Regions from separate parts of the Homo sapiens genome. Here region 2 is linked to region 1. A link is an interaction called in ENCODE POLR2A ChIA-PET data of the cell type or tissue named here. Cell type or tissue: PC-9. All regions are shown on one strand. Links, peaks and the distances in the headings refer to the core of each region. The heading gives the core; the rest is flanking DNA. Region 1 overlaps AKAP13 (A-kinase anchoring protein 13). Region 2 overlaps AKAP13 (A-kinase anchoring protein 13).

Evidence for each region. ChIA-PET counts read pairs that join two places held together with the same protein. Peaks named below come from ENCODE experiments on the same cell type or tissue, not always from the same donor. Only the 100,000 strongest peaks of a DNase experiment are listed, where the experiment ranks them.
Region 2: POLR2A ChIA-PET joins it to region 1 with 5 read pairs; 6 of 35 experiments call an interaction of 5 or more read pairs at or near these places.

What each region holds. Positions count from the first base shown.
Region 1 is chr15:85,601,246-85,617,903 of GRCh38, forward strand. The region is part of intron 8 of AKAP13 (A-kinase anchoring protein 13); the gene reads left to right. Among named protein-coding and RNA genes, the nearest start is that of LINC02883, 150 kb to the right of the region's middle. RefSeq lists enhancers at 10,726-10,895, 11,175-11,344 and silencers at 14,888-14,937, 14,998-15,047. In PC-9, for the core only: no CTCF peak of the experiment used is centred there; DNase peaks (open chromatin) are centred at 6,376 and 6,806; H3K4me3 peaks cover 393 bases; H3K27ac peaks cover 2,907 bases.
Region 2 is chr15:85,506,632-85,523,289 of GRCh38, forward strand. AKAP13 (A-kinase anchoring protein 13) reads left to right here. Exons shown (of 37, transcript NM_007200.5): 3 at 14,797-14,944. Among named protein-coding and RNA genes, the nearest start is that of AKAP13, 130 kb to the left of the region's middle. In PC-9, for the core only: no CTCF peak of the experiment used is centred there; no DNase peak of the experiment used is centred there.

The DNA of each region.
Region 1 (16,658 bases), core at 5,250-9,249:
TATAGTCCCTTAGGAAGTACCTTTCAGTTAACTTCATTAGCACATAGGTCATCAAAAGTCTTTTCCTAAATAATTTTATTTGCCCTTCAGAAAACCATCTCTGTTTATTGTTCTTGCTGTAATTACTCTTAATTCACCAGCATCATTCATAATGTTATGAAATTGTTTAGACCTAATCTCACATATAACTAAAGGCATTAGCTTTCATATAGTCTGTTAAGTTAGAAAGCTCTCACCCAAGATTCTATCCTTTTCCCCCAAAATAAGAAAAGCTTTTTTTCTCTGAGACAGTAAATTTAACTTATCACATTAAACTGCCAATTTAGGGAACTCATACTCTCATCTTCTCTCACCTGAATTCTTTGTGTGTGTGTGTGTGTGTGTGTGTGTGTGTGTGTGTGTGTTTTTCTTCCAGCTATTCTTGTATTCCTTATAACCCATCAGTTCTCAAACTCTTTGGTCTTAAGATCTCTTCACATTTTTAAAAATTAAGAGCCCCAAAGAGCTTTTGTTTATATAGGTTATATCTAGAAATGTTTACTGTATTAGAAGTTAAAACTGAGAAATTTAAAAAATGTTTATTAATTCATTTACTACAATAAACTAATCATTATTAAAATTATATTTTTATAAAGATATTTTTTCTACAAAAAATTACTTTTCTACAAAAAAATTTAGAGGAGTGGTATTGTTTTAATTTCTGACTTAATATAAAATATTTGGATTCTTACATCTTTCATGCATTAAGCCTATTGCAATATATTGTTTTAGTTGAAGTATATAAAGAAAATTAAGCAAATACAGGTATATGCTTAGAAAAGGGAGAACTACCTTAATAGTTTTCTCAAATAATTGTGATATTCTTTGATACTAGATCAGAATTGACAAACAGTAGGTTCTTAAAAGCTACTTTCGGTATGCAATCTGAAATCGTATCATTGAACTTTTTGTACTCTGTCTCACTCTGTCATCCAGGCTGGAGTGCGGTGGCACAATCTCGGCCCACTGCAACCTCTACCACCCAGGTTCAAGGCATTCTTGTGCCTCAGCCTCCCAAGTAGCTGAGATTACAGGCGTGCGTCACCATGCCCAGCTAATTTTTGTATTTTTAATAGAGATGGGGTTTCTCCATGTTGGCCAGGCTGGTCTTGAACTCCTGATCTCAGGTGATCCTCCCGCCTCAGCCTCCCAGAGTGCTGTGATTACTGATGTGAGCCATTGTGCTGGGTCTGGTCTATCTCATATATATATATTTTTTTGAAACGGAGTCTTGCTCTGTCACCCAGGCTGGAGTGCAGTGGTGCAGTCTTGGCTCACTGCCACCCCCACCTTCTGGATTCAAGTGATTCTCCTCCTGCCTCAGCCTCCCCAGTAACTGGGATTACAGATGTGCACCACCACACCTGGATAATTTTTGTATTTTTAGTAGAGACAGGATTTCACCATGTTGGCCAGCCTGGTCTTGAACTCCTGACCTAGTGATCCGCCCGCCTCAGCTTCCCAAAGTGCTGGGATTACAGGCGTGAGCCACTGCACCCAGCCTATCATACTTTCAATGAATCTTTTACTCATGCATAATTTTGTAAAATCCTACATTGGTCATTTGGAAAATATTGATTCACTGAGTAATACAACTCTTCCAAATGTTGAATGTTTCATTCTACAATATCAGAAACTCAAATTTGTTAATGTTACTACTAGTCTCATCAGAAATGTCTTTAAGTATTTGTTAACTGGCAAACTCATAGTGACGACTACAGGCTTTCCAGAATTTTCATTTTCATTTGAAGTCTGAATTTTATCAACTATAAATACTGTCAGTTGTTTCCCTTGAGAAGCAGGTTCTAAGAAAATAACCCCAAGTTCTGAATAACCATTATTTGTCAGTCATTCTTTTAAGTAAAGTGTTGTTTCCTGAAAAAAGCAGTTTAGCTCACAACATAAAATAACTGTACAAGTGATTTTTCTCAAGACAGGCATCACATCACATACACAGAAGTATTATGTGTTTGCTTCCCATTTTGTCACACAGAATTTTAAAAAGGTGTGTACTCAGAGTATGGCAGTGAAGACTATAATGACTCCTGATTCATTCTGGCACCAATGCCTTGGTTTGTGCTAAGGCACCATCAGTGCAGATGTCAACACAGTAAAAAGGCAAGTAACATCTTACCATTACTATGAAAATAGTTTTGATCACACAGACACCCTGAAAAGGTCTCCTCAAGGTTTTGCAGACCGCACTTTGAGAACCACTTTGTCTAGCCCATGTTGCAGATTCTTGCTCAAAGTAAATTAAATAGCTCCTTGGTTTTTAAACTTTGTGATGTGGCATACATGGACTTTACAGTCTGTCTCTGAAGATTACTTGTACAGTCCCATCAGCTATACTTTTTCACCCCACAGTCCAGCTGCCAGCCTCGCCAGAATCCCCTTATTATTTGAAATTTATTGTTGTATTCACTCAATGTATTCTGTGCCTGAAATGCATCTCTGGAGTCAACATGGGTACCCTTTCCTTCTTTAAAGCCCTTCCCTGATGTGCAGTGTTACCTGTGGTGTCCTCTTCGCTCTCTCAGGCCTCCTGTTATACTCTTCTCCTTCCCCACACTGGAACAGACCCAGTGGAATTGCAGTGTATCTCATGTGCCTCACTAAGTACTGCACTGGGAGCTCTGCCGCCTCCTGCCAGTGACTCTGCTTCAGCCATGTTTTCATGCACAGTGACTTGTCACATTTCTCACACATGGCAGACATTTATAATGTCTGATGTGTGTTGAGTGTCTCAAAAGAAAAAGGGACACAGGAAGAACTTCAGCAAGGTTGATATCTAGTTAGTTGACAGTTTTTTGTTAAGTATTGCTTCAGCGAGCTCTACATAAGGGGATACAGTATTTACTTCATTTATTATTTTCTCTCCTTCAGGGCACTGACAACCTTAAATAGGTCACTTTAAAAAAAATAACTATTTCCTATTTACATAATAAATACATTTGAAGATTTAAGTTTTGTAAGTTGAGGTTGAAAAGCTGATTTAATCACTGTGGCAGGAGTTGCAGCTAAAAATTAGGTGAAGAATAGGAAGGTCCTCATTGATAACCCATTAAAATGAGTATTTAGGACTGAACCAAGAGAGGTGATTCATCTTTCTGTCTGTATAGAATTTGGATAATTGACTCAGTAATGAAATGGAACCAATCAAAAGCTGCTGCTGCTGCTGCTTTTTTTTTTTTTTTAAGTTGGAGCCTCGCTCTGTTGCTCAGGCTGGAGTGCAATGCTGCAATCTCGGCTCATTGCAACCTCTGCCTCCCGGGTTCAAGCAATTCTCCTGCCTCAGCCTCCCAAGTAGCTAGGATTACAGGCACCTGCCACCACTCCCAGCTAATTTTTGTATTTTTAGTAGAGATGAGGTTTCACCATGTTGGTCAGGCTGTTCTTGAACTCCTGACCTCAGGTGATCCACCCACCTCGGCCTCCCAAAATGCTGGGATTACAGGCATGAACTGCTGCACCCAGCCTTCAAAGCTTCTTTAGGTTCATCAGAATGAGAGTTAGATGCATAGAGCCATTAGAATTCAGACCCAGGAAAACCCTACTTATATGAAAGAAAGATTAGGAAGATTTGGGAAGTTCTTCTTAACAATAAACCATATGCTAAGCTCTTGAATACCACTGATGTTTACTGTAACATCTTCATAGGGCAGTCAGAAGAGAGATGTTAATAATCTATAGATGGCTAGTTGGAGGGACAACTTACATGTTTCCTGCTCAGTGCTGCACTAAGAGCTCATGGGTGCCCCTGGTAATAATTTATGCTCTTAATCCCCATGGATTACCTAATTTCCTAGATAAACTATTCCCGACAGTCAGCGCTTTGCAGGGCTTCTGAGCCATTAAACACACACATACATCCCGTTATTTTTTGAGAAATTATCAGAATGCTTTCATGAAACTTCGTCTCGAATAATTTACCATTTTGTGGAGAGGATATTTAAAAGTTTCACTGGGAACAATTGTAGAACATTCATATAAATTCCAGAGGGAGATATTTGCACACTTAGAAAGGGTCTTTTGCAGGGACATGGATGGAGCTGGAAGCCATTATCCTCAGCAAACTAACACAGGAACAGAAAACCAAACACTGCATGTTCTCACTTATAAGGGGGAGCTGAACAATGAGAACATGTGGATGCAGGGAGGGAAACAACACACACTGGGGCCTGTTGTGGGGTGAGGTGGGAGGTGGGAAAGCATCAGGATAAATAGCTGATGCATTGCTGGGCTTAATACCTGGGTTGATGGATTGATAGGTGCAGCAAACAAACATGGCACATGTTTACCTATGTAACAAACCTCCCGAGTCATGCACATGTAGCCCGGAACTTAAAATAAAATTGTTTTAAAAAGGTACTGGGATATAAGCTTATAAATAATTGTGAACAAATAATATAAAAATCAATATGTATTTAGACATATCTCAAGGATGGATAATTTTATGGAACCCACCCAAACTTCCATTTATATTTTAAAAAAGCATTCAGTCTTCAAGCTTATCAAGTTGTGTACTTTAAATATACATAACTTTTTGTATTTCTGTCATGCCTCAATAAAGTGGATTAAAATTTTTAAAACAGCATTAAGGGTAGACAGAATATCCTCCATTTAATGATAAATTTCTGATAGATCTCATGTATTTATAAGGTCTAACTACTAGTACCATTTGTTTGTAGTGGGCAGAGTGGATGCCCTTTAGTGCATATCTGTGTGTCAGATATTTGTGGTTTATTTTACATTTTTAAATAAAGGAGCTTCTGAATCTAGATTTTCTGCACTGGTTTGATCTACTTTTTTTTTTTTTTTTTTTTTTTTTTGTTGAGATGTAGTCTTGCTCTGTCACCCAGGCTGGAGTGCAGTGGCATGATCTTGGCTCACTGCAACCTCCGCCTCTAGGGTTCAAACAATTCTCCTGCCTCAGCCTCCTGAGTTGTTGGGATTACAAGTACCCACCACCACGCCCAGCTGATTTTTGTATTTTTAGTAGAGAAGGGGTTTCACCATGTTGGCCAGGCTAGTCTTGAACACCTGACCTCAGGTGGTCCGCCCACCTCAGCCTCCCAAAGTGCTGGGATTACAGGCATGAGCCACAGTGCCCAGCCTAGGTTTGATTTACCCTTGAGCATAGGTTCCTTTACCTGAAAGATCCTTTTCAGATATGCATATTTATTTACACAGAAGCCATTTGTTGAATGCTAAGAAATCCAAAGAAACAGGAGATGTCTTGTTCCACGAGACTTGTACAACAGGCCCCTACTTAACTGTGATAATTGATGGATGAGTGCTAACACAGTTCTAATGGAGTCAGAGGCAAGATAGGCCAGTTTTTTGACTGAGGTGTTTGGTGGAGGCATCATGGGGGTGACTACAGTTGAAGAGATCTTAAAGACTTTTCCGGTTTTGCCTAGACTGGGAAGAACATCATGGCAGGGTCAAGGACATGGAGGCAGCCAGGTGTAAAATAATCTGAGAACAGTAAGTTGACTTGTGTGACTGAAGTAGAAGAATCTTGCAAGGAAAGGTGAGAGAAAAGGCCAGAGAAGTGGTCATGGTGCAAGGCTTCTTTCCCAGGATCACCTCTCAGAGCTAGATGCTCTTTACCCCAATGGGTCACACTAGTATTTCAGCCTTCTGGGTGGGGATTGTTTCGGGGACATTTTAAGTTCAATCCAAATTAGGCACTTGGGGATTGGCCAGGAAAAATCTATAAATATCTGTCGTTTCTTCTTTCCCTTTGCCTCAGATGAAGAGGCTTTTTTCTTTTTTTCTTTTTTTTTTTTTGAGACTTAACTCTTCCATCTGTGTTCCTAGTTCTATCTTGGCTTTTAAAGAAGTACTTCTTTGTAAAACAGCTTCAGATACTTAGTAGTTCCTTTATTCTTAGTTTTTGAGGTAGCTCCCTACCTTCTCCAGTTATCAGATAATCAGAAGACTTCACTTTTCCCTCTGCTTTCCTTTGTCATGGTACAAAATAGATCCAGAGGGGATATGGTAGTCTGATTGAAAGGAAAAGTGTTTTGTTCTTTCCATTCTGACTTGAGTCAGAATTTACCATAGTTACTTGGTTTTATTTTATATGCACCCTTGTAGGCTGACTTAAATACCTCCTTTTAAAAAATAAGACAAAAATGTAACATACATTAATTCATTTATTGCTCACACCTTTTTTTTTAACCATTTGCCTTTATTTTTATCCCCATTTTGTAGGTGAGAAACTGAGGAACAGAAAGGTTTTAAAACTTGCGTAAGGCAGCCTAGCTCCAGAGTTCATGCTTTTAACCACGATGCTAGCTTAATAGAGTCACTAAGCTACTCATTTGTCCCTTCATTTCCTTTGATGTTTCCTGTATGAGACATCTCTGCTAGTATGTATTTAAGTAAAGGAGCATTCTCCACTCTTTAAACATATTTTTGTGATAACCCTTCCAAAGCAAATGTTCACAGTGTAATCTAAGGTAAACAGTTACATTGTACTTTCTTAAAAATTTCCAGAACATTAAAATATGTGTTCTAGTTAAGTAAAATTCTCAAAATACAAGCTCCAGATAATAGTCTCTGAATGAACAGAAGCAAGTTTATTGCTTTGAATATGAGTGAATGCCAAAATTAACCTGGCAGTAGTGTTGACAAATAGGCTTTTTCATGAAGAACTTCTTTCTTTTCCCCTTTGCTTTGTTTTTTTGGACAATTGATAAAAAGAGCAAGTTGTACCTCTGCATTTTTTGGAGCGCATGACTGTACAATGGTGTATATTTGCCTGGAGGGATGAGGGAAGTCTTCCATGGGAAGCTGAGTCATTTTTTGGCTTGTCTGACTGTGTGACTGTGCTAGAGCTATTCTTTTTTTGAAGAGAAAAATAAGAAGTCAAGTAATTTCCTAAAGTAATACATTTTTATTTTATGTGGGATTCATATTTTCCTTGGGTTGTGGTTATTTTGAGCAGGAGTTTTTGTGTCTGGCCAGGAGTATTCTTCTAATACAGAAACTACTTCAGACAAAATTATTTTCTCTCCTTGTTTAATAACTAAATTTGGTCAGCCATTGGAAGTCTTAGGGTTGTGATTGTGGTGGTAAACGAAGACATTATTAGTTATTCATCTCACCTTGGATGTATCATACCATTTTTGGCACTCTGGAGAAATTTAAGAAATGGCTGTTGCCTTTAAGGCAATTATTATTTGCTTAGAATCAGACCAACATGCAGTAGCAATGAACAACACAGGGCAGGACACCATAGAGTCAGCAAGGCAGAGTCTAAGCCCCATAGTGGTTCAAAGGAGAGCGTTTTAAGGAGGGTTAGAGTAGGCAGAGAGAGCTGAATTGGGAAAGTAGAATTAAAGGATGGACTTTGACTAAGGTGGATAGGCGAGAGAGGGAATTCCAGAAACCATGATTGTTCTGAGAGCCGGGGGCCTTGAAGTAGGAAGAACCATATTCTGATTGTGGAACCTTGATACACAATTAGGCTTTATCTTGAAGAACAATAGAAAATGAGATTGGTTAAGGGTCATGGAGTAGTCTGAAATCCAGACAAGGGAGATTAGACTGGATGAAGCTAAAGACTTTTGTACTGCCTTTCTGAATGACAGCCTAAGTCATATCACTTCTTTGTTCAAACATCTTCACTGGCTCCCTATTGCCCCTGAATAGAGTCTTAAACTCTTTAGCATAACACATACACTTTTTTCATTTTTAATTGACACATAGTTGTACGTATTTATGGAGTACAGTGTGATATTTTGGTACATGTATACAATGTGTAATGATCAAATTAGGATAATTAGCATATCTGTCACCTCAAACGTTAATTATTTCTTAATGATGAAAACATTCAAAATCCTCTCTTCCCGCTAGTTTGAAATATACAATATATTATTGCTAACTATAGTCACCCTTCGGTGTGATGGAATACTACATTTGTTCCTCTTATGACTCTTTACCCATTGACCAACCTCTCCCCATTCTCTTCTCCCCATCCTTGTCCCAGCCTCTAGTAACCACTGTTGTACTCTTTATTTCTGTGAAATCAACTTATTTAGATTCCACATTATCAGTGAGATCTTATGGTGGTTGTCTTTCTGTGCTTGGTTTATTTCATTTAACGTAGTGTCCTCTAGGCTCATCCATCTTGCCATAAATAACAGGATTTCATTATTTTTTACAGCTGAATAATATTCTGTTGTGTATATGTACCACATTTTCTTTATCCATTCATCTGTCGATGGACACTTAACTTGGTTCTGTACCTTGGCTATTGCAAACAGTATACTAAACATGAGAGTGAATACTGATTTCCTGTCCTTTGGATATATACCCAGTAGTGGGATTCCTAGATCATACGGTGGTTTTCTTCTTGCATCATCTGTTTGTATAACCTATGCTGTTAATGCTTTTCCTACCTGATGTCATAGCAGTCCCTTGCATGAATCTGATGCATGTAACCAGACATTGTGCTATTCCTCTGTCATACCTGGCATTCATTAACATCTTTACCTTCACTCACACTCTTCATATGCAACACCCACCTCCTCTCTTCCATTTTCTCTGTTTCCTTCCGTTTATTTTAAAACAGCATCTTTTCTTTCTTATCACTTCAGCCAGAGATCCTCTTCCTTTTGCTGAAATTCTGCTTTTCATCTGTACTACCTACCCAAGCTGTCTTGTGTTTGTGTTTCATACAGTTGCTCCTGCTGTATTTTCTTTGAGGACTCAAAAATGTTTTATGTATTTGTATATCTCTCATAACACCTTACAGGGCAACTCACCTAAAACAGACACTTAAATATTTGCTGAATGGGTAAAGAAATTTGGCTAATATTCATTAGTTTGCTACTAATTGACCGTGGCATGCTGATGACAACGAGATCCCATTACAGAATTATGGTCAGTAAATGTCAGCATTGTTTCCTTTTACCTCATTGCCTTTGTTTTTTATGGAATGAAGTTTGTTCTTATTTCCATAGATGATCATATGGAAAAGGAGTTTCTCACTTGTTGCCTCTTCCCTTCTTTTTCCATTTCCTTTCCAAAACACTTGTCCACCCTGCCTCTCTCCTTCAGCTATATGAAACCTTTGTTCATATTCCTGACCAAGACAGCAGTACGTGTATTCAAGTGTTCTATTTTGGTTTCTATGGCAGGATCTCTTTGACACAATCAAAAGTATACAAAAGGATAGTCGTGATGCATGGAACTCACTTCTTGGTAATGGTCCCTTTTTCTCTGTCAGTGTTTTGTTTTCTTCTTAAAGTTCTTAACAATCTAAATTATTTATTGTCAGGTTAGTAATCTTATAGCAACCATTATATAAGGATTCACTTAAGGCATTTTCTCTAAAGGAAAAAAATGTCTTAAGAGAAAACTCTGAAGAGTTAGTATACAGATAGAGCTTAAGGGCCGGGCGTGGTGGCTCAGGCCTGTAATCCCAGCACTTCGGGAGGCCGAGGTGGGTGGATCACCTGAGGTCAGGAGATCAAGACCAGCCTGGCTAACATGGTGAAACTCCCCCGTCTCTACTAAAAATAAAAAAATTAGCCGGGCGTGGTGGCAGGCGCTTGTAATCCCAGCTACTTGGGAGGCTGAGGCAGGAGAATCACTAGAACCCGGGAGGCAGAGGTTGCAGTGAGTCGACATCGCGCCACTGCGCTCCAGCCTGGGCAACAAGAGCGAAACTCCACCCCCCCACTCCCCTCCCCCAAAAAACCTTAAGTTTTCCCCTGTGAAATAGTAGAATATTTAAATCCAGTTTTCATCAGTCTACAACTACGCCAGAACTACCCTCACCAAGATCTATGAAATATTTGCCTAGCAAAATCCGGATCTTGTATTTGCATGACGTTTTTACAGCATTTCGCACTGTTTACTATCCTTTCTTTGAAATACTTTCTCCATTTAGTTTCCTTGATGCCACTTCTGTGTGTTAATTCCCAAATCTGAATGCCCAACCTCAGCCATTCCCCTGAGTTCCAGTCACACACTTTCAACTGCCTACCATGGCTCTGCTCAGATATCTCTGAGATACCATGTCTCAGATTCACTGTGTCTAAAAGTGAATTCATCATCTGATCTCTCCCCTGCCACCTACTTCTGCTGCATTCCGCCCTTTACCTAGTTGTTCAGGACAGAAACCTAGTCCATCGTCACACTTCTTTTACTTCTGCTCCCACCCCAATGCCCAATATCCTGTTAATGTTAAATATTTTTGGACTCTCGGTTTCTTTTCTTGAGCTCTGCTTTCAGCAGCTGAGTTCACACTGCCATCATTTCTCACCTGACTTCTCTAACAGCTTTCTGACTCATCTGTCTCTAAGCTTGCTCCCTTCTGTCTTTTGAGCGTATTCCAGAAAAATATATTTTTGAAATACAGATGCGATCCTGCCTTTCCCTTGCTAACAACTCTTCGATTGCTTTTCCTATTGTAGCGACAATACACTTGTGAACACAAGTAACATGTTCAGCTGGGGCTGGCCTCATCCTTTGTCTCTGTGCTCTTTCTTCCCTCTGGGCCTTATGCAGTCTTCTGCCTGAACGTAGACACAGGTCAGTCTCTCTAGCTTTCCTTGCCTGCCTCCCTACAGCACCATCCACACATATACACCCTTTGCCTGGTTAATTCCTATTAAGTCTTCCATCAAGTCTCAGATTAGTAATATACTGTAAGGGCCAGTCTCAAACATGATTGTAATTATTTAATATCCATTTTGTTCACTGCCGTATCCTCGATGCCAAGCGTACATGTTTAATAAATAGTTGCCTAATGATTAAACTTTACTGAAAAGCTTATTGAAGATTTAGGGCAGTGACATGGAGTTGTACTATACAGTCCCAATAATGTCACAGATTTTCCATGTGAAATTTCCTGGTTGTTGTTGAAATTGTTAGTTACTCTATTTGCCATGTTTAGTGTTCTTGGCCCTCAGGTTTTAAAAGTTCTAATGTATCTTAAAAACATGTTAGGAAAATTTGACAATACATGAAACATTTATTATGCTTTGAATAGGTGCAGTTTATTATGTGTAAATTATACTTTAGTAAACCTGTTTAAAAATTACCTCATAATAAATACTTTTCAAGATCTAGATTACCATCTGAAATAGATTTTTTTTACTGGTGGTTTTGTCTGAATCACATACGCATTTTGCACTTGTATATATACCAACTATTTGGGTGGGAAAAATAGCATAAGGTTGTGAATTCATTTGAATTGACTATTTGATGGTATAGTTATCATGTTTAAGTAGATCAAGCGTGGTGGCTCACACCTGTAAATCCCAGCAGTTTGGGAGGCCGAGGCGGGTGGATCATTTGAGGTCAGGAGTTCAAGACCAGCCAGGTCAACATGGTGAAACACCGTCTCTACTAAAAATACAAGAATTAGCTGGGTAGTAGTGACACGTGCCTATAATCCCCAGATACTCAGGAGGCTGAGGCAGGAGAATCACTTGAGCCTGGGAGGCGAAGGTTGTGGTGAGCCAAGATTGTACCACTGCACTCCAGTCTGGGCAACAGAGTGAGACCCTGTCTCACAAAAAAAAAAGAAAAAAAGAAAGAAAAAGTAAATGTGGAGAGAACATATTCTTCTTACCTTAATGCCTTAAAAGGGATGCTATTATTTATAGTAATTTTACTCAAAAATTTGCACTTACGGGCTTCATGAAATTGGTAAGATTTCTACATGTGAGAAGAAGTTCTTGTGTCATTGTACTATTATGAAGTAGCTTTTGTTTTTGTTTTTGTCAGTGCTGGACTGTCTTATGTTCTTGTGGTCATGCTAAAAAGAAATGTTGTTAGAAGATTCAAAACTATGAGTAAATATGGCTTATAGTTTTATCAAATACAACAGTCTTTAGGATCTGGTTTTAAATAGACAACATAAATGGTTATCAAACAGTACACTGCATGAGTAGTGTCTCATTTCCCTTTTGGATAGCATTATTTGATAGGTTGAATAGGAGAATGCCATACATTTAGTATGTATTAATTTCAGGAAGAAGTTTTATTAATTATTCTGTATTGTATAGAAGATGGAGGTATGGGACTCAGAATTCAGTTGGCTTTGTAGCTGATAGACCAGCATTTTACTTAATCTTAGGAGTGCTGGGGCCGGGTGCGGTGGCTCACGCCTGTAATCCCAGCACTTTGGGAGTCCAAGGCGGGTGGATCACGAGGTCAGGAGATCGAGACCATCCTGGCTAACACGGTGAAACCCCGTCTCTACTAAAAATGTAGAAAATTAGCTGGGCGTGGTGGCGGGCGCCTGTAGTCCCAGCTACTCAGGAGGCTGAGGCAGGAGAATGGCATGAACCCCGGAGGCGGAGCTTGCAGTGAGCCGAGATCTCACCACTGCACTCCAGCCTGGGCAACAGAGCCAGACTCCGTCTAAAAAAAAAAAAATATATATATATATATATATATTAGGAGTGCTGATTGATGGACAGATGTCCTACCAGGGGAGGCTTTTAGTGATTTAATTCTGGGTTCCATCATTAGCCTTGCTCTTCAGATTTATGAATGATACAGAGTTTGGAGAAACAGCTGTTACTTCAGTGATGGAATTTAGGTTCACTATACTCTCTTAAGGCTAAAATGATAACTTTAAAACAAATGAGAATTTATTTGAGAGAATATATCTATACAGAAAGCTATAAAGTAGGTTTTAAAACAAAATCACAAGATTATAGTTTAAAGGAGACCTGATACTGTAAGTCACACTGAAAGAAAATATATGGGAAGTAAGTTTATTTCACAATAAACTTATTCTTCTAGCGGTGTAATATGTGTGTCAAGAAAACCAATTTGATCTTAGTTATCCCAGTGTGCACCATGTCAGAGGATTTTGTTTGGGGCATCCACATCACAAGAAGTACACTAACTAGAGAGCACTCAGGTATTCTGTTGTCTGAGGAGCCGTTGTGGGAATCATGATTCGAAAGAGAAGCCTGAAGAGGGTGGTGAAGCACGACGGCCATCTTTAAATATCTGAAATGCTGCCAAAAGAAATAATGAATGTTTGCTCCAAAGAGAAAAGCCAGATCAGTGTATCTGTTCATTTTCAGGAAGACTTGGGTAGCAATATCCAGAGATCTTTTAGTCTGTATGTTTGGTTTGTTCATTCTATTTTTGTAAGATATTACTATAGAGAGAAACTTTTAAAAAGTGGAATGTCAAATATTGAAATGTTGGCAGAGAAGTTGAGTCCGTTTAATGTAAAATTAAGAATCACTTGGCATTTTTATTTTTTAAAAAACATCTTTTTCTGTCCTTTAGCATTTATGTAAAATCAAATGTAGGGATATTGATTATGAGTAATGAATCCCAAGTTTTCTTTCCTCAAATACTAACTTTTCTCTGTTATAGTTTCATTTCTTGGGGGATTTATCAAGTGGCAAAATTAGATGTAGTGGAAAGACTGATTTACACAACTGAGTTTAAAGCAAATCTGTTTTATTAGCTGTGTGATGTTATATAACTGACTTAAATTCTAAGTGCTACTTTTCCTCATCTGTAAAATAGACAGTAAAATTTCACCTTACAGGTTTTTATGAGGAATCAATGAAATTGTACCTGTGGAAGCACCTGGCAAACAGGAGGTATTCAGTAAATGTTGTGGTTAATAAATCTTGCTCCAGAAGACTTGTCCTCAAGATTAAACTATCCTGTCACTTTTTCCCAACTGAAATTTTGATTCTGCCATCTCCCTTTCTTCCTTCCTCCCTCCTTTTATTTCACAAAGCTGTTGGTAATTTTAGTAGAATTTAACATTTGTGTGTATGATCCATGAGACCTTGTTCCTGTAAAGAGCACAAGTTTACGAAGATACTTTTTTCTTATATTGTTCCATATTAGTTTGTTGTTATTTTAATTGTTGCTATTATTGTCAGTTAGCTGCTGCCAGTTAAATTGTCTTAAGTTTTCTTCTTGCAAAGATAGTAAAGGGTTAAGGAAAGGAGCTGTTGGCTACTGCTTGCTACTAATTTGAAAAGAAATGGTGGTTATAGCCTTCTAGGTCTCTCCTTCTCCTTTACCCTTTTACTGTCTTGTAATCTTCAAATCTGTATGTTAGTGAATGCTAGGAGGGAACAGTAGACCTGCTTCTCCTGGAGCCATAGTACAAGGAAAGCCTAATTGGAGACGATCCTTTGCAGCCATTGTAAAGTATTTTCTTCTTTCACCTCTCAAATATTCATTTGTCTTATTTGAAGCAGTCTATTATCTAAGCAGACAGGAGTTGCTCAAGTGGAGGCTAAATGTTTTATCTGTATTCTAATACATTTTACCACCAACATATGTGTAACTCTGGATGGATCACTATATTTAAGTTTAGATTAATGAAAATTGTTGACTGTGGTAAACTTTTCCTTCCTTCCCATTTCATGTGAAGAACAAAGGTAGAAAGTGTCATTATGCAGGAATAATGTTTTCTGCAAGTTTTAAGAGAATGTCTCAATTCCTTTTTCTTTCTCCTCTGAAACTACCGTATCCCATGAACTATATGGCATGTGATAACTTCCTAGTCTCAGACTGGCAGTATATAATATTAGAGCAAGAAGGATCTTCAGATATGACCTAGCGTTGAATCTCTAATTTTTCCATTCTGGAAATCTTGGTCCAGAGGGTCAAACTAGTATCTCCCAAGTTGCTCAGTGAGATAATGGCACACCTAGGAAGACAAAGAACCCTTGATTTTCACTTAGTACCTTGTGTTCTCTGCAGAGAGTAAAATTGATCATTGATGAGTCATTAACCAGTGTCCATTCACATGCTGCTACTTTATGTTCACTTTGGGGTTTCAGGAAAAAATACATAGTAGCAGAAGATGAGCCCTACCCCTATCCCCACACCCCCACAAAAATATTCACTGGCCTTTGGTGTTCTGTTTGGGTCTTCAGCATCCCCCACTAGGTGGTGTCCTAATTCAGAAACTTTGCTGTGAGACTCCAGATGGGCTTCTGCCCTAACTGGAACTAAAGCAGCCACAGTGTTGACCCATAAGAATGCTTAAACAATTTGGTAAGGTGCTAGATCTTGTAGTTAAGTAAATCAAATGAAAATTTAATTCATGAACACAAATGCTATAGCTAAATTAAGATGTATAAAATATTTTTATATTTCATTTTCTGGAATCTTTAATAATTGCATGTTGGCCCTGTGGCATGAGACAGATTAAAAGCACTGGTTGTTTTTAAAGAATCTGGGACCATTTGTGTGGATAGAGGGCAGGATGGAGGCTGCAGAAAGAAAGGAAAGACAATTAATACTGTAAGTAACTACTGTTAAGTAGTATGGCTGTAAATAATAAAATATTTTACTACAGGTTCCCCAAATTAAAAGAAAAGGGAAATAAACTCAGAACCTCCTTTAAATTTGTAACTCTCAGCTCTGGTTTAGATATGAAATGATTGGTTGCTGTATTTCAAAATCCTGGCAGAATTACTGTTCAATGGTTCCAGATGTTTTTGATAAAAACTTGGAATTGTCACATCAACTGCAAAAGCACAAGACTGCAGATTCTGTCTTCTGTTGGGGAGTGCTGAGCAGATCCAGAGGGGAAAGCAACACAGACTCTTTTTTCCACCCAGAGCATTTGTTTCCCACCCAGGGTATTTGTCCTCCAACAAGGAACAGAATATGTAAGGAATTGTCCTTTAATATGCAGAAAGAGCAGGAAATCTAGCTTTCCAGCCTGTGGCACAAAGCCAGAAGTTAGAAATAAAAAGGTTAGTCTTTATGTCTCAAACAGTAATCTAGGCTCTTTCAGAAAATTATATTATTTTGAAACAAGTTTCTCTCTCCTAAAAACTTCCTGAAGACAGACACCTTGTTACCTATTTATTTTGCTTGCCTCCACTAGAAGTCACAAAATATCTGTTACATTGTTATAAATTATCTGCATGTAAGTCACTGGACAGGGATAGGGTAGAAAAGCTTTTTTGTTGTTGTTGTTGTTTTTGTTTTTTGTTTTTTGAGGCGGAGTCTTGCTCTGTTGCCAGGCTCGAGTGCAGTGGCGCGATCTTGGCTCACTGCAACCTCCGCCTCCGAGGTTCAAACGATTCTCCTGCCTCAGCCTCCTGAATAGTTGGGACTACAGGCATGTGCCAACATGCCTGGCTAATTTTTGTATTTTTAGTAGAGATGGGGGTTTCGCCATGTTGGCCACGATCTGGATCTCTTGACCTCATGATCTGCTTGCCTTGGCCTCCCAAAGTGTTGGGATTACAGGCGTGAGCCACCGCGCCCAGCCGGTAGGAGGGTTTTAATGGTGATTAAACCATCTCTGATCCCTAGAGAGACAGATGCCTGGGAACCTTGGAAGCAGGAATCATTTGATTCTAATTAAAACAGAAGGGAGTGGCAGTGAGGAACAAACCATATTGAGGACAGAGGGGAGGCAGCTCTGTGTTCAAAAAAAGAAGAAGGGCGAGTTCTACATTCTAGCTTGGTGAAAGCTTTTACAGAAAAGATAATAAAGTATCAGTTTATCTATACATTCAAGCCTAAAGGCTCTTTCTGTCTGTGCCCTAGACCACATAGTTTGGAAGTATTTGTAAATCTCTGGTCAAGTTCCCATGCTTTTGATAAGCCTGAGCAAGAATTTTATTTACAAC
Region 2 (16,658 bases), core at 6,392-10,391, 93 kb before region 1:
GGGTAGGAGAGCTCATACTTCATTGAGGATGGTCAGGGATGACCTCACTGCTAAGGGGACATATGAAGACCAATGGTTATTAGTGTTATATAAAACAGTTGTTTATGATCGTCTTGCCTGACCTTCACCAACCATGTACAGAAAGCACATGGGACAGATGATGTTATTAATCGTTTCATGGGCCCCCTTGGTCTAGAATATAAAGGCTGATCCTTGGCACTGCTTTATGCCCATGTTCCCTATGCTGAAGCCATGGTCCGTTAGTCCTTGAATACACCGTGTTTGTTCAGTTCTGTGCCTTCGTACATACTCTCCCCTCCTTGGAGTGACTTTATCTCTTGTCTTCCTAGTCAGCTCTTACATGGCTTTTGAAATTCATAAATTTTACTTTCTCTGGGTAGCCTTTGTAGTCTCCTCTGGCAAATTTTCTTCCTTCTCTTTCTTTATCTTCTGTTAGGCCATAGCACTTTTGAAATGTTTCTATTTATAGCACCTGTTATATCACTGTAACTGTATGTTGGCATGAGTTTCTTCTACTAAATCAGGGGGTCTTAATCTGTTTTTTGTTGATGTCTTTGGGGGTGTGTGAACTGCTGGAAAACTGTACTAAAAGGTTATATTAGACTAGTGGTTGGCAAGCTACAGCCTGTGAACCAAATCTAGCCTGCTGCCTGTTTTTGTAAATAAAGTTTTGTTGAAACACAGTCACTCCCATTTCTTTATGTATTGTCTATGGCTCCTTTTGTGCTACCAAAAAAAAAAAAAACATAAGAAACGAGTAGTTGCAGTAGTAACCATATTTCCCACAAAGCCGAAAATATTTACCATCTGAGTCTTCACAGATAAAGTTTGCCAATCCTGATATTAGATGAAATGGGGATTAAAAAGGAAACATTTGGTGTTGTATGGCATGAAGCTGACTGCCTTTTCCTTGTGTCTAGAAACCACAGCAAAGACAGAACAAGTCACCTAACTTCAAGTTTCTCTTTGCCCCAAGACAGAGGGCATGACATTCTTTTAGTCAACCAATTTGGATGTCACCAACACCTGATGACAGGTGGTGGTCGTGTGGCCAAGAATGGGAGCTTCTGGGGACTGGTGTAATCAGCTTGCTTCCTTTAGAACTGACATCCCCAAAGCAGCGGCAAGTGGGAGTAGGATATGATGGCAGTAGCACCTAATCACCCTCCTCCACTCCCACACATCAGACTGGTGGTGCTCCCTGGGCACAGGTGGGCACCTGCTGGAAAAGTTTTCAGTGTGCTTCTTCTGAGACTTGCCCATGAGGGCGTGGCAGGAATGGGGGCCATGGATCCTGGCAAGGATATATTCCTAAACTGTCCTTGATGGTGTAGGTCCCTCCTCCTTTTCTCTGTGGCATTTTGCTTTGTCCATTTGATGCCATATCTTTACAGATGGGTTTCAGCAAGATATTCTCAAAGCATTTCAAGCAGGAATGAGCCCTGAGTAATATTGATGGAGCCTCTCTTTTCCTCAGGCACTTTGTGTAATTTTTTTTTTTTTTTTTTGAGATAGGGTCTCACTCTTGTCACCCAGGCTGGAGAGCAGTGGCACAGTCTTGGCTCATTGCAGCCTCGACTTCCTGGGCTCCAGCAGTCCTTCTACCTCAGCCTCCTGAGTAGCTGGGATACAGGCATGCACTACCGTGTCTGGCTAATTTTTGTATTTTTTGTAGAGATGGGGTTTTGCTGTGTTGCCCAGGCTGGTCTTGAACTCCTGGGTTCAAGCAATCCACCTGCCTCGGCCTCCCAAAGTGCTGGGATTACAGACGTGCGCTATCGTGCCTGGCCTTGTGTAGATTTTTTTAAAGGTAAGGGGTTGAAGTGGGGAATTCCAGCCCTCTGACGGGGGTGGTGGTACTGCTGGCTCTTTAGCTGAGTCCTCTATCGTGTTTCATCTGGACCACTCTTGATAGCTTCCTAAGTGGTCTTTCTGTAGTTTCCTTGCTCTGTCCTGTTCTCCGCAGAGGAACCACAGTAATCCTTTGAAACATGAATCATGTCACTCTTCTTTTCAAAACCCTCCAATGGTTTAGCATCACACTAAAAAAGAAAAAGAAAAAGAAAAAAAAATCCATATTCCAACCTCGCCTTCCATCCAGTGTTCATTCATTTGCTCCTCCAGACTGACCTTTGCTATTTTTTGAACACGCTGAGTTTGTACTTCCCTTGCACTCGATATATTCCCTTTGCCTTGACTGCTTTCTTTATCTTCCCTTAACTTGCTTCATTCAGGTTTCAGCTCAAATTTGCCTTCCTTGGAGGAGCTTTTCCAGACCACCCTGTCAGGAAAAGTATCCTCTCATCCCTATTTCAGACAAACTTTAACCCCTTTATGCTGTCTTACTCTTTCTAATAGAACTTTCCCTCTAATGTTACTTTCTATAATTTGTCTTACCTGCTAAAATATAAGCTCCATGAGGGCAAAGGGCCTTGTCTTTCATGTTTGAGGCCTAGTTCTTAACAGTGTCTGACACATATTACAGTAAGTTTTGTAATGAATGAATTCATTTTGCTGACAAAATGAGTTTCAAGTGGTTCTTATCAGGGGTCTGTAGCTATTAAGTGACTGATTCTGATTCTGTTTCCCAGCCTCCATTTTTATATTTCACTACCATGTGTGGCGGCTGATACCTTGTTACCGAGTAGCATGTTGCATTTAAGAAATAGTGAGTGCTAAATAATATTAAAGATTTTTGTGCATATGCTTGCTTTGTAATGGTATTGATTTCCCAGAGAAACGAAGCTACTCAGAGCCATTCATGCTACTTTGAGGTAATACTAAAGGACCAACAGAACAGGATAGCTCTGTTCAGTGATTTAGGATTTTAGATTTTTTTCTTCTGGTAGGATTTCTGTTTTCTAGCTTGATGGCAATAACATCATATATTTACGTTCTCATCCTAAGGAGCCTTGGGGTACTGCTTTGCTGTGACCGTGCCTTATGAATTTGTCTTTCATTTTCTAGAGCACTCCACTAAATTAGGCAGCACAAATGTAACTCATTTATCCTATAATTAAATTTTGTGATATTCTCCTTTTGAATGAATTCCGATGTAAGGAAGGCCAAGGGATAGCACTTCAGGGTATTCACAAAGTTAGAAATACAAGGTTTGTGTTTCTTTGGGGTTTGCTAGTGTTACATGACATTTTATAAGCGTCATTATATCCAGTGTTTAGAAACTCTCAGGTCTGAGAGCTGAATGGTTTTGGATTTAGTTTGTAGCCTCTGTCACCTCCTCCGACATGTCACCCCTGTCCACTGGTTGCAAATATCATTTCTTTCAAACATAATTTGAAATCAGGTGAGAGAGAATCGGTATTCCTCAGGCTCCTTCCAGGTGACCTGTGTTTGAGAAGACTGTGGGAGGCCTCCCTGCCCTGCGTTTTGCTCAGGCAGTCAAGGGCCTCCTCTAATCCCTGCAGTCCCTGGTCCTTGCTTCTCTTACTATGCTTTTGATACAGCTGCAATTGTTACCTTATGTGTCTTTTTCCCTGAAGAGGCTGTGTACAAAGATGAATGAGATGCAGTCTCTGGCCCAGCTTCACTGTAATGGCATAAGCTTTCAGAGAGTATGCGCCTGCTCGAGGTGATCTGTCTTGAGCTTTGAGCAGCACTGGGCTTAGACATTTCTCCACAGAAGTCTTTTTGGTCATATTCTTCAAGGTAGAGTTTGGGCATTCATCTCCCTGTACCTAGAGAAGTCAGTATATGTATTAATATAGCATTTGTTATATTACTAATAAATGTATAATTATATTAGTAATACATTTTATTGCTAGTATACAATTATTGAAGTAATAATAAAAGGAAATGTTTAAAGTAACAAAATATTTTCAGATATTTTAAGACTCATTTACCTGTCAACATGATTTCATATAATGTTTGTATTTTAAAAAATGATCCCAGTAATGGATGGCAGTTCTATATGTATATTTGCTAGCAGTAAGTCATTTGAAAATCCTTTAATTAATGCAGGCTAGGTTTCCACCTGATTATCACAGATGAACAATTATATCTTGTCAAGATTGTATCATCCTGAAAGGCTTTCATAGTTACCAAGGGTGTTATTAACAATAGGTGGTTAAAATAAAGAGAACTCTGAAATATTTTAAATGGTGTGGAATTGAGTGTATCATGAATCTGGGAAGGGATCATTATTTTGGTTTAGCAAATGAGCTTTCTGAAACATTTGAAATGGGAAACAAGTATTTTAAGTTTTGGCTGCAGAGTGCTCACTTGTGACTGCCATTAATAGAGAGAGATATGGCAAATCCCATGTTTTTAGGTGGCGCTTGAGTTTGGGTTCCTCTTGGGTCCATAGGGCCATTTCTGGGTTCAAGGCACAGGAATAGATAGATGAAAGATATGTTATGAAAAAACCCATTTAAGGCTAGAGAAAAAAAAAATTTCTGAGTTTGTTGCTTTTCTTCAGACGTCTCTCTTCCATTGTTTGTTCTGAGGATTTCTTTTTAAAAAGTCATTCCTTTTAATGCTGCAAGACTTTTATATCCTTGCCTCTTTTGGCTTTGCTGATCCTCTCTTCTCTGATTTCTCCTCTTCTCGGACTGGCCCTTCCTTGTTTGGCCTGTTTCTCTGGATCCATTTCTTCTTACTGCCTTCCCTTGCTGGAACACCAGCGTCTAGTCATTGGCTCTCTATTACCACAAACTCATCTACAGTCAAGGTTTTAGTTCTTAACTTAGTGCAGGTTGACTTTCAGATCTGACTGGCCAGGCTAGCCCTTTTTTGACAGCTTGCCCTGTTACCTACCTGTTGGATATAGAATAAGTACAAATATCTATCCTGTCTACCCTGCTGATACATGAAACTTAAGATTCAAAGCCCCATCATCTTATCACAAATTATTCCCACAAGCCACTAGTTTTCCTTAGAGATACCCCTTTTTCTCTTAATTCTGCTTGAGGCTTACTATCTTCCAGTCCCATCCAGTCACTTGTCATATTTCATCAAATTATTATTATTGTTAATTTGAGAGACAAGGTCTTGCCCTGTCCCAGGCTGGAGTGCAGTGGTGTGATCATAGCTCACTTAGTCTGCATCTCCTGGCTCAAGAGATCCTCCCACCTTGGCCTCCCCAGGGGCTGGGAGTACAGGCATGAGCCACTGCGCCTGGCCCAAATTATTTTTAACAGAATTTTTTTCTCACATTTATTATTTTTTTAGATTGGTAGATCTTGCTACCATGGCAGTTAAGCACTTTTAACTTTCTCACATTGTGTTTTTGTATTATTTTCTCCAAATGGTTTCTTTGTCTCTATTCTTTTTCCTTCTTAGGACGTGACTGTGAGAGAAATCTTTCTGGAATATTTGCTGCCTTTAACACCCCCTCACCCCCCATTTTTCTTTCAGTATATACCACATAAGACTGTCTTTTTTTTTTTCTTCGTCGCCTACACAGGTTCAAGTATGAATCTTTTGGCTTGCCATTAATATTCGGCATAAGCTCATCTCTGCCATCTTTATTTACTCAGTTATGGAACAACTTCCTAATGCTAGATGGGCCTTGTGTGAAGTTTCAAAAAGACAGTTTTTGCTTTCCATAAGCCTCAGGTGGTGAAGAGAAACATGTACAGCGCAGTGCACATAATTGCACATCTCTCTGACTTTGTCACACGTTTGGACCCAAGCAACACGTTTGGGTTTGGGTTTACCGTGAGTGTAAGCAGACCTCTTGCTTCTCCTCCCTTCTCCACCTCCAGACTCTTCCATCTTTCTTGTTCTTAGCACCCTCTTTCTCCTATACCCTGTAGTCCTTCGATGCCTGCGACTTGCTTGCTATGTAACATGTTCCTTCTATCAACAATGATCTCTTTACACGTATCTCTTTTTTCCCCACACCTAACTGTGTCTCCTCTTAACTTCAAGGTCAGGATATAGAGGAAAGAATACAGACTTAGGAATCCTACTTGGATTTGAATTCCCGCTTGACCCCTTCTAGCTTTTTAAAGGCAAGATTTAAAAAATACTCTCGGCTACAGCTTTCTCATCTCTAAAATGGAGATAAAGATACCTTGCAGTATTTGCAAAGCACCTCAGTCAGCCCCTCACCTGCAGTAGGCATTCAGAAAATGCAGTAGTATGTGCTGACTCATCTTCCTTTCTCACCTTTACCATGCTCCTACAGTGTTGACTATTTTTATGTATGTATGTATGTATGTATGTATGTATGTATGTATGTATGTATGTATGTATGTTTTTGAGGTGGAGTCTCGCTCTGTAGCCCAGGCTGGAGTGCAGTGGTGTGATCTCGGCTCACTGCAAGCTCTGCCTCCTGGGTTCACGCCATTCTCCTGCCTCAGCCTCCCGAGTAGCTGGGACTACAGGCACCCACCACCATGCCCGGCTAATTTTTTTGTATTTTTAGTAGATGCTCCTGCCTCAGCCTCCCAAAGTGCTGGGATTACAGGCGTGAGCCACCGTTCCCGGCCCAGTGTTGACTATTTTTGTAATTTTAGTTTAGTGATAAAAACGTCTGTGGTGTTGTATTATTTATTTTTCCTAGGTCCTCGGGTAAAAGGCGCTTGTGTGAGCATGGACAGGCTCCATGCTCTCAGAGTGAGGCTGAAGGAACTTCTACATTTGCTGTTAATGATAGAGCTTTCTTCACATCTGTATTGATAGGGCTTCCCACAACCCCAGCCCTTAATTTATTTTAAAGCCTTTTTACAGTTTTTTGTGGGAAGCCTTGGAGGTTTTACAATTTTTTATTTTTATGTTTTTAAAACTTTTAATGTGGACATAATTCCAAAATATTAAAAATATTAAAAAATAATTTTATAAAGAGTTTTCCAAAAGTAGTACAAAGAATACTCATATATTCTTTACTCAGGGCAACACCTGTTGTTAACATCTTACGCCATTTGCTGTATCATTTTCACTCTAGCGATTTACCTGTAGGCCGACAATTTTTTTCCTTAATTATCTGTCAGTAAGTTACATGTATCCTGGCTGTTTATTTCAAAAATGCTTCAGTATGTATTTCCTAAAATAGGGATATTCTCCTTTGTAATCACAGCAGGGTAGATACTGCTCTTTAGTTGTCATGTCTCTTAGCCTTCTTTAATGTGGAACACGTCCACACCCTTTCTTTATCTTCTGTCTTTTCCGATTTTGAAGAATACAGTGCCCTCTCCTCTTGCTTAATAGACTGTTTCTCATTGTCCGACGTTTCCTTGTGATTAGGTTGAGGGCTTGCATGCTTGGTCAGAGCACTGCATAGGTAACCTTGTGTCTTTCTCAGTGTGTGACTCTGGAGACACATCTGTCATCTGTCTTTATTGAGATCTTTATTTTGATTAACCTGTTCAGTGTATTGGCAGATTTCGCTGAATGAATTCTCCTTTTTTTTTCTTTCTTATAACTAATAAGCAGTCTTTGGGGAGACACTTAAAGACTGTGTAATATGTATGCTGTTCCTCATCAGAATCTCCCTCTGGATTGAGCATTCATTGATAACTTTTTGCCAGAGTGAATCTTTACCATATGTTTGCGCAGTGATAATTTTACTATTCCAGCAATCTCCCCTCTTTAAGCAGTCAGCCCGTCATTCTGTGATACTCATAGGAACTCCCTTCTCTGCTGTATAATTTATCTACTGTTATTAATATGGACTCATGACTTCCTATTTGTTAAAAAAATTGTTTATAATTTATTGCTGTTCTTGATTGTGTAGTCTTTAAATTGTCCCAGGTTTGTACAGAGGAAGCCACTTGAGTCTGGCTTCTGTGTCCTTAAGACATGGCCCCATCGTTTTTTTGAGCACTTCATTGTTTTCTGTCAAAACAAGATATTACAGTCTCATCTTATAGATACTCTGACCCAGGCCTGGAATCAGCCAAGTCTCTGAAGGGACTCGGTTCTTTTTATTGGAGAATGGTATTAGTGACCAATGCCTGTACACTAGATAATATTCATTGCTACTGAGTGTTCCTCTGTTGTGTAAGCCTTTAATGAAATTGAACACTGGCTGCCATGAGTTGCCAAGTTAAAATGCCATGACTTTGCCTTTTAGCCTATGGAAAAGTTGTAGCTACCTGTCAGTGTTTGGTTGTTTTAGCAGAGTAACTGGGCAAAGTGTTATCAATTGCCTATCAATTGTATGTTTAAAGGAGAGAACGAAGATAGTTATGTGAATACAAGCAGTGTTGGTTAATGAGATTTTGAGGGGTTTTTTTTTTTTGGTACTGTAATAATTGCCACCTCATGGAAAGGTAATACCCTGTAATAACACTCAGTTTTTATTTAGTTTACTTAACTCTCTTGTTTCACTTTTCCCAAATTTGCAGTGGGTATAAATCCTGTCATTTTGTCAGACTGGGAAATAAATTTGGGAAGGCCTGTGAAACTTTTAAGATTCTGGATTGAAAGGTAGTTTTTGTTATAATTTCACAATTCTTGGAGCCTACAAGAATGTCTTTACATAAAATATGTGACTGCAAGATATAAAAAATAAACTCAGGAATCTAAATTTTATACCTTTTAACTTCAAATATTTGATTATAAATTATTTGAGCAGATATTTCTTGGAAACTATTCTGAAATAATTTCAAGTTTATAGAAAAGCTGTAAGGATAGAACAGATATTACATCTTATAAACTTTATGCCCCTATTTTCCAACTGTTGACATTTTGCCATATTTGCTTAATCATTCTGTCTCTTATCATTTCTTTCCTGAACCATTGGAGAGTAAATTGTAGGTCTCACGTCCCTTTACTCCAAACGCTTTGTTGTGTGGTTTCTGAGAACAAAGGTGTTCTTTCATAACCACGGCACAATACCAAAACCAGGAATTTTAACATTGGTTCCATGTTAATCTGTAAACCTCATTCAGATTTTGCAAGTTGTCCCGATAATATCCTTAATAGCAGCTTGTTTTTATTAAGTATTCACTCCAAAATCATGTGTTGTGTTTAGTTGGCAAATCTTTTTAGTCTTCTTTACTCTGGAACAGGACCTCAATCTTTGTCTTTTGTTAATGACATTTTCTGAAGAGTTACAGACCATTTTTTTACATAGATGCCCCTTCAATTCAAGTTTGTCTGATGTTTTCTCATGACTAGATTGAAGTTATGCATTTTTGTTAGGAACACTGTAAGTGATGCTGTGTCCTTAGTGCATGCTATGTGAAATGTGATGTTAGCTTATTTCTCTATGGTTATTTTTCCTTTTTTTTTTAAATCATTTGATTCAGGTGTTATCTGCCAAAGTTCTGCTTTCCCCTTTGTTATTTATAAGCCTTAAGTGAGCATTTCTCCAACATCTTTGTTGTGTTTTTAACAACTTCTTTAACATTTTAAACATCTTTTCTGTTGTCCAATTTTTAACAACAAAGATGTTAAAAATCAGAAAACTCAGAAAAGCACATGGTGTATTAAAATTCCACCTAGGAATAACTGCCATTAAAGTTTTGGTGTCTCCCTTTCTGTCTCTTCAGATGCAACTTACTAGTCTAGACAAAGCAGGTTTCTCAGTGAATAAAACATGCTCTAATGGGGTGTACATCCTGGCACATTATAATAGTAGTCATTTATTGAATATTATGTGCCAGGCACTTGATATAGGTGCTTTCCTTTTATCAATCACTTAATTCTTCAAAACGACCTTATGAGATAAGGTTGATGATTCTTGTCCTCCATTATGGCATAAGGAAGTTAAACAACATACCCCAAGTTAAACAGATGTAAAGTGATATACCATACTGTGATAAAGACACAGGCAGGTTGGTGTCAGAGATCATCTTCTTAATCACGGTGATACACTAACAAGTTATAAACTAACAAGTTAACTTAAAGTGGTGATAATACTGAACTGCTGTGAGGAGAACTATGATGACACTGTTACCTATAACCTGTGATGGTTTGTACTTGACTAGGGTTTTGTCTTATAGCAAGACCTCCATTCTTTCCGTAAGTGGTGATGTCTCTTAAATGGGCCTGCCACGGCCTTCCTTGGTCCTCCCTGTGGAAATTCTCCCCTTTTCCCCTCTCCTTCCCTTCTGCTGACCTGTTCTCAGTGGTGTGCTGGTTAAAAAGAAAAAAAGAAAGCCCTCATTTATATCATTTGCCAATTTCAGTGGTGTAAATACTCCCATAATGGTTGATTTCAGGTATCCACACCACATTACGAATACAGATTTGACAAGAGATGTGAGTTGTGAAGACACGCAGCAGGACACCATTATGTGGAATTTCTGCTGTCTGGATACAATAGATACAAACTTTCAGGGCATGGAGAATAGTATGTTGTGGTAAATAATTAGAAAGTGATAAGTTTTGAGTATTTATGACATTTGTTTTTAATGCAGTTTACTTAGTTATAAGCCTATATCATGTAATTTTTAATAATGGCTGAGTTTAACAGCTGTCTTGCAGAATTCCTGAAAATTTAACAATGAGCACTCATGAGCCTACACAAGCCAGCTCCAGTATACCACTGTGATTTCTTTGCTGCTGACTGGGCCCACCTTTGAAAATCTATGGCTGACACTTCCTTACTATCTAAGATGACATCAGTGCCATCCTGTCTTTCACTCTTCCTCCTACAGGGCTTTCTATCTCATTCTCCTAATCCATATCTACTACCTTCCCTGTTCAAAGCCCATTTCTTTCCATTCATCCCTGCACTGTAATTTGACTCTTCCCATCCCCCAAATACGTTTCCCTTTCCCATCACACTTTTTTTTTTCCCCCCATCAAGTTACTTTTCCCAGTTAAAGGAAAGCCTCAGACCACTAGTATCTTGGGACATGGAGAGTCTCCCAGCAAGATGTTGGGTCTTATGAAGTGAGGAAATCTTTGGTCTAGAAAAGGAAAATACGTTCTTAGAATTCCAGGGTTGAAATCTAGGTGAAAAGATTTTTTTAAACTTAATATATAAAGGAAGTTACAGTGCCATTATTATAGTATGTAGCTACTCTAAGAATTACTTCAGGATGGGGAAAAGTGAGACCATGGCTACCATTTAAAACCCCATTTTAAAGTAACTGTTTTATAAAAACCTGTTTTTATTTGCAAATAAGTGATTTGATAGGTGATATTTTAGAACACAGTTTATTTATATGGGGGTGGGGGGAGCTAACCTATATTTACAGAATAAGGCCTAGTATAGAGGTCTTTTCCATTAGTTTTTGTGTCATCTGTCAGCAAAACTAATTAGGACCCTGAAAAAATTGTCAGTTGCAGGGATACATTTCTCACTAATGAAGAAACATGGAAAATATCTGTGTAAGGGGATCACGCTGTTTCTTAAGTTCAGATTATTGGAAGAGGGTGGTGATGTAGGTGTGTACTCTTCCTGAGGTTGGGTCAAACTAAAATGATAATTGAGAATGTCTTGAATATTGCCCTTGTTAATAAGTTGATCTATTTTATTTTATTTAGAAACATGGCAGACTTGTTCACTGTGTAGCCAGACTGATGTGTCTATTTATTCTTGTAGGCTGGTCTTTCCCAGGCACAGCAGAATAATTTATTAATACCAGGGTATTCTTTAAGGATGGTAGGATTAAAGCATCATGACAAAAATTGTTACCTAGATCTGTTTTTCCTTGTTATTTTTTCATCACCATTCTACTCATTTAATCTTTAAAAGCCATCTCAAGTAATAGTAGGTACCTGGTTCTACTGGAGTAAAATGGGAGTTAGTGGCTGAAATGCAGTTTGTTATTTGCTGTCAGTGACTTTATCAGTGTGCAGAGAATACTCCTTCAAGGAAAACAGGTAATTTTAATTCCAGGTGCCTTCGGAATCTAAATTTCAAGAGGCTTTGAAATGAATGGAGCTTCTGTGTTCTCTTCTCTTGAATATTTTGGGCATAAGGTAGTGTGACTTAATATTAAAAACAAACAAACAAACAAAACAACAAAAAAACTACAGACCAGGTGCAGTGGCTCATGCCTGTAATCTCAACATTTTTGGCAGGCCAAGGCTGGAGGATTGCTTGAGTTCAGGAGTTTGAGACCATCCTGGGCAACATAGGGATACCTGATCTCTACAAAAATTTAAAAAGCCAGAAGTGGTGGCGCATGCCTGTTGTCCCAGCTACTTGGGAGGCAGCAGGGGGAGGATCACTTGAGTCCTGGAACTGCAGGCTGTGGTGAGCCCTGATTGTGCCACTGCACTCCAGCCTGGGAAACTAAGTGAGAACCTGTCTCAAACAACAACAAAAACCCAATTAAAGGTATGAAAGCAATTTAAAACTTACTTGTAAAAAGAGGTTCATATTGAAAGCATTGCTAAAAGGATTTCATCTGCCTATAATTAGCCACCTCCTCTGTCCCCAAAGGAAGGCCCAGACTTCACTAGTATCTTGGGGCACAGAGAGTCTCCCAGCAAGATGTTGGGTCTCATATGAGGACAAAATTCTTGATCTGGAAAAGGAAGATATATTCTTAGAATACCAGGTTAGAAATCAAAGTGAATTTTTTTTTTTTCCTGTAAAAGTCCAGATAGTAAATAATTTAGGCTGTGGGCTAAGTTCTCACGTAATCATTACCTTTTATGGCCCATTGTAGTGCAAAACTAGCCATGGATGATGGGTAAATGAATGGGTTGGGTTCAATTAAACCTTTATTTATTGACAGTGAAATTTGAATTTCATGTAATTTTCACATTAAAAGGATTAAAAGGCCTTCTTTCTTCCCTAACCCTAACCCCCACACCCGCCCCCACAAAATGTAAAACAGGGGATGGTGGGAGGCTGGAATTGACTTGTGGGTCATAGTTTGTCAACCTAGTCATAGTTTGTCAACCTGTGCTGCAAAGGATGGAACTTTTTATTTGTACTTTTTTCAGGCTGTGAGGATATTTCAGTACCTTGAGAAATGGACTCTTCTCATACACGCTGCAAAAACATCTTTTTAACTGGTTGCATCATGCCAAAGAAGATTACACATTTTACCAGGCTAAGCTTTTCAAAAATGTTTCCAAGAGAGAGTCTTATAAACAAGACAGAAGTCTAATTCTGAGTAGTAACTGAAGTCAGTGATAATTCTGTTTTACCAGCCGTGATATTCCTTGGATTAGGATACTGTTGAATGCTCCACTGTGGTAGTCGTAGTAGTCATGGACCCACTGGAGCATTGTTTGTTAATAGACCTGGTTCCTAGGTTTGACTTGATGATTTTTGCTTTTTAGTGTTTAGTAAAAAACTACCTTCTGCTCAGTTATGCTGCTGGGCTTAGTAAATTGTGACCACAGGGTGGTATGTTTCTCTTGTTGGCTTTAATTGTTGCTAAAATCGAAAGGAAAAATATTCTGTACATAATGAGAATTTACTCCCCTAATTATGATGCTAAAATGGCCCAGCCTTCTCTAGATTGATTTTTCTATAGTGCATTATTAAGATTTATATAGTATTAAATCTCAGTGCTTTAAACCTTGATGCTTTGTAATCTTTTGTTATGGTTACAACAGGAATTATATAGTTCGTAATTGGGAGAATGCTAATAATTAGGACTGTATTTCATAGAATATATTTAGCCACTGGCCTTGATTTAAAAAAAAAATCAATATATAAAAACTACTAAAGAGTATTTGCGGCTGGGTACGGTGGCTTACTCCTGTAATCCTAGCACTTTGGGAGGCTGAGACGGGTGGATCATCTGAGGTCAGGATTCGAGACCAACCTGGCCAACACGGCGAAACCTTGTCTCTACTAAAAATACAAAAAAATTTAGCTGGGCGTGGTGGTGGGTGCCTGTAATCCCAGCTACTCAGGAGGCTGAGACATGAGGATCGCTTGAACCTAGGAGTTGGAGGTTGCAGTGAGCTGAGATCACGCCACTGCACTCCAGCCTGGGCAACAAGAGGGAAACTCCGTCTCAAAAAAAAAAAAAAAAAAAAAAAAGCAACTGAAAGACAAAGATGTCTTACCTTCTAGTAGTTGCAAAGTCATAGACAAAGTTATTGGCTCAAGATTTTTGTCTGATTTTATGGGATTAATGTAGGGGTGGATAAAGAAGAGTAGGAATGTCAGATGGTCAGGAAATACAAATTATTAGAAAAGCAGCCTCCTATTGAAATAGGTTAAAAATATTATAGACCGAGAGTTGAACATGTTCCAGGAGCTTTCCTATACAGTCATGTGTTGTTTAAACTATGGGGATACGTTCTGAGAAATGTGGTATTAGGTGATTTTGTTTGTTGTGCAAACATCATAGCATATACTTAACACAAACTTGGATGTTGTAGCCTGCTGTGCACTTAAGCTGGAGCCCAAGCTCGTCTTCTTTGCACTCTACCCTTTCCAGGCAAGCCTGTTGCTGGAGAATGTATGGACTTGGTAATGATTTATGGGATATAGAATTTAGAGAATTATTGTCAACTGGAACACAGGAGTTAAGGAGCATTCTGAGTATAAGGATGTGATCATTTATTATACCCCCTCCATCCTCTCTGCCTTATTTTTGGATTTTCTTCTATGTCTCCCCCTGCCCCTCCCCTTTTTAACCCATTCATCAAGTAAAGTTTTCCTTCATCTTGTTGATTAACTTACTTGTCTAATGACCTCCACTAAAATGTAAGTTTAAAGAAGAGAGAGCGATCTTATTTTCAGGTTCATTCTGTATTGTGAATGCCTAGATGATTGCCTGGTGTATAAGTGCTCAATCTTTATACTTGTTTCAGCTTACCAGAATGGGGGCATGGTTTAGATGATAAATTTGATTTTCCCTTAAATATGATGTTTGATAAAGATAGGCTGCGAAGAGGAACCTTACTAATGTAAACTTGCTATATTGTTTCCTTTCCTAGGGTGATTGTGTTGTTACAGTGCTGCTTGCTGAAGAGGACAAAGCTGAAGATGATGTAGTGTTTTACTTGGTATTTTTGGGTTCCACCCTCCGTCACTGTACAAGTACTCGGAAGGTCAGTTCTGATACATTGGAGACCATTGCTCCTGGTAAGTATTTGAATGGGATCCTTACTAGCTTTTCCTAGTTCTTAAACCCTTTTATTCGATGTTTATGAGTATAGAGTGACAGGAAGAGTGAAGTGTAGACAGTATAAAAAAATTTATTAGTTTATAAAGCAGTTTGAATATCTGGTCCTGCTGGTATTGGAACAGATTGCCAGTTTTTTATTGCTGTGCCATTTTATGTATATTACTGTTATGTCGGCCACCTACCAAATTCTGTAAATTATAACTTATTTAAGAACTGGGATTATGACAGTTGAAAGCTGTATTTATCCTCCTACTTGGCAAAAATGATGTTGAAAATTCAAGGATTTAAAGATTCTAGAGAGTCTCTAGGTATATTATTGCCAAATTTTTATGGACAGGGAATAAAAGAAGGTAGTCAGCATAGATACCGATTTCTTTTCTGAAGAGTATTAGATATCCTTCCTTGTAACCCACAGCTCCAGTCATCTTGTTTCCTGTGATGTATATCATATCAGAAAGGCTTTTCTGGAACTTGAGGTCTGCTCTCTAGCAGGTACCATCCAGTATCACCATTGCTGAACATTTATTATGTGTTGGTGATGGGGAGAAACAGCTTCTTAACCTAGGTATAATCGATCAGTCCGTGACTCAGTTCTCATTAGGAAAGGAATTGAGGTAATTTTTATAAACATAATACTTCCTATAATAGGAACACTTTAGGGTTAAAGTTCGAGGGCTGTGTGTTTATATACCTGTGTGTGCATATATATCTAGAAAGGGCATATAAGTAGATACAAGGAGACTGCAAGCAGATATAAGGGAAAAGGCAAATACAAAAAGCATGGCCTGTGTCCTAACTGTGATCCTCAGTCACAAATCCCAACAAAGTCTGTTCTATTGGTGGAGAGGGATGTACCTGGAAGCCCTTATGCCTTTACTGGTAAGGTCCTTAAATTAGGATGGGCAGCAGGCAATTACTTTCTCAGAGTCACTGAACTTGTATGACAGCCTGGAGCTCTAAGTTTGTACCAGATCCTTGTACATTGTCCTCAGCCTCCCTTTCTGAGCTCTAGTTCACATTTCTTCCCTTGACTTTGATTCTAGTACCACTTTATATATGTCTATGTAAGTACCCTTGCCCTGCCTACCCAAGCCAAGCAGAATGGGTATTAGACTCTGCTCCTTTCCTCTAATTTGGTCCGAATCCTCAGAAATCATTCCTGACCCCTTTGCTTTGGCCCTGTAGTCCTACCTAGTACCTGGCTTTTCTTCTGTTTTCTGCTAATCATCTCTCCTCTTAGCCACATTTCAGTATTTTTCCATCATGCTTATGAGGTCAGATACCAGCCACCCCCCCCACCCCCACCCACACCCCCTCCCCCCGTCGCCCCCATCCCATTGGCCTGAATGTTCTGCTTCCCACCTGAATTTAGTCAGGCAGCTGATATGAGGTGCCTCATCACAGCAGAGGTAACAGAAGGATTAGAGTCCTTGAAAGACCTTTTTTTACTTCTGGAAGGCCAAATGCAGAGTAAGGCAACACTTTAACGTGTGAGCCTTTGATATGTGTGCAAGGGTACCAGTGAGATCCTTAGTTGGTATAGTAGAAACTCTGTTAACTAAGCAAAGGAGATTCCTGACCGGACCCTATTGCTCTGCTTATCACATATGAGATTTTTCTGATTACTTGTCTTTTTCAGCTACTGTCATTTGGCTTAGTTTGGTAATTTAT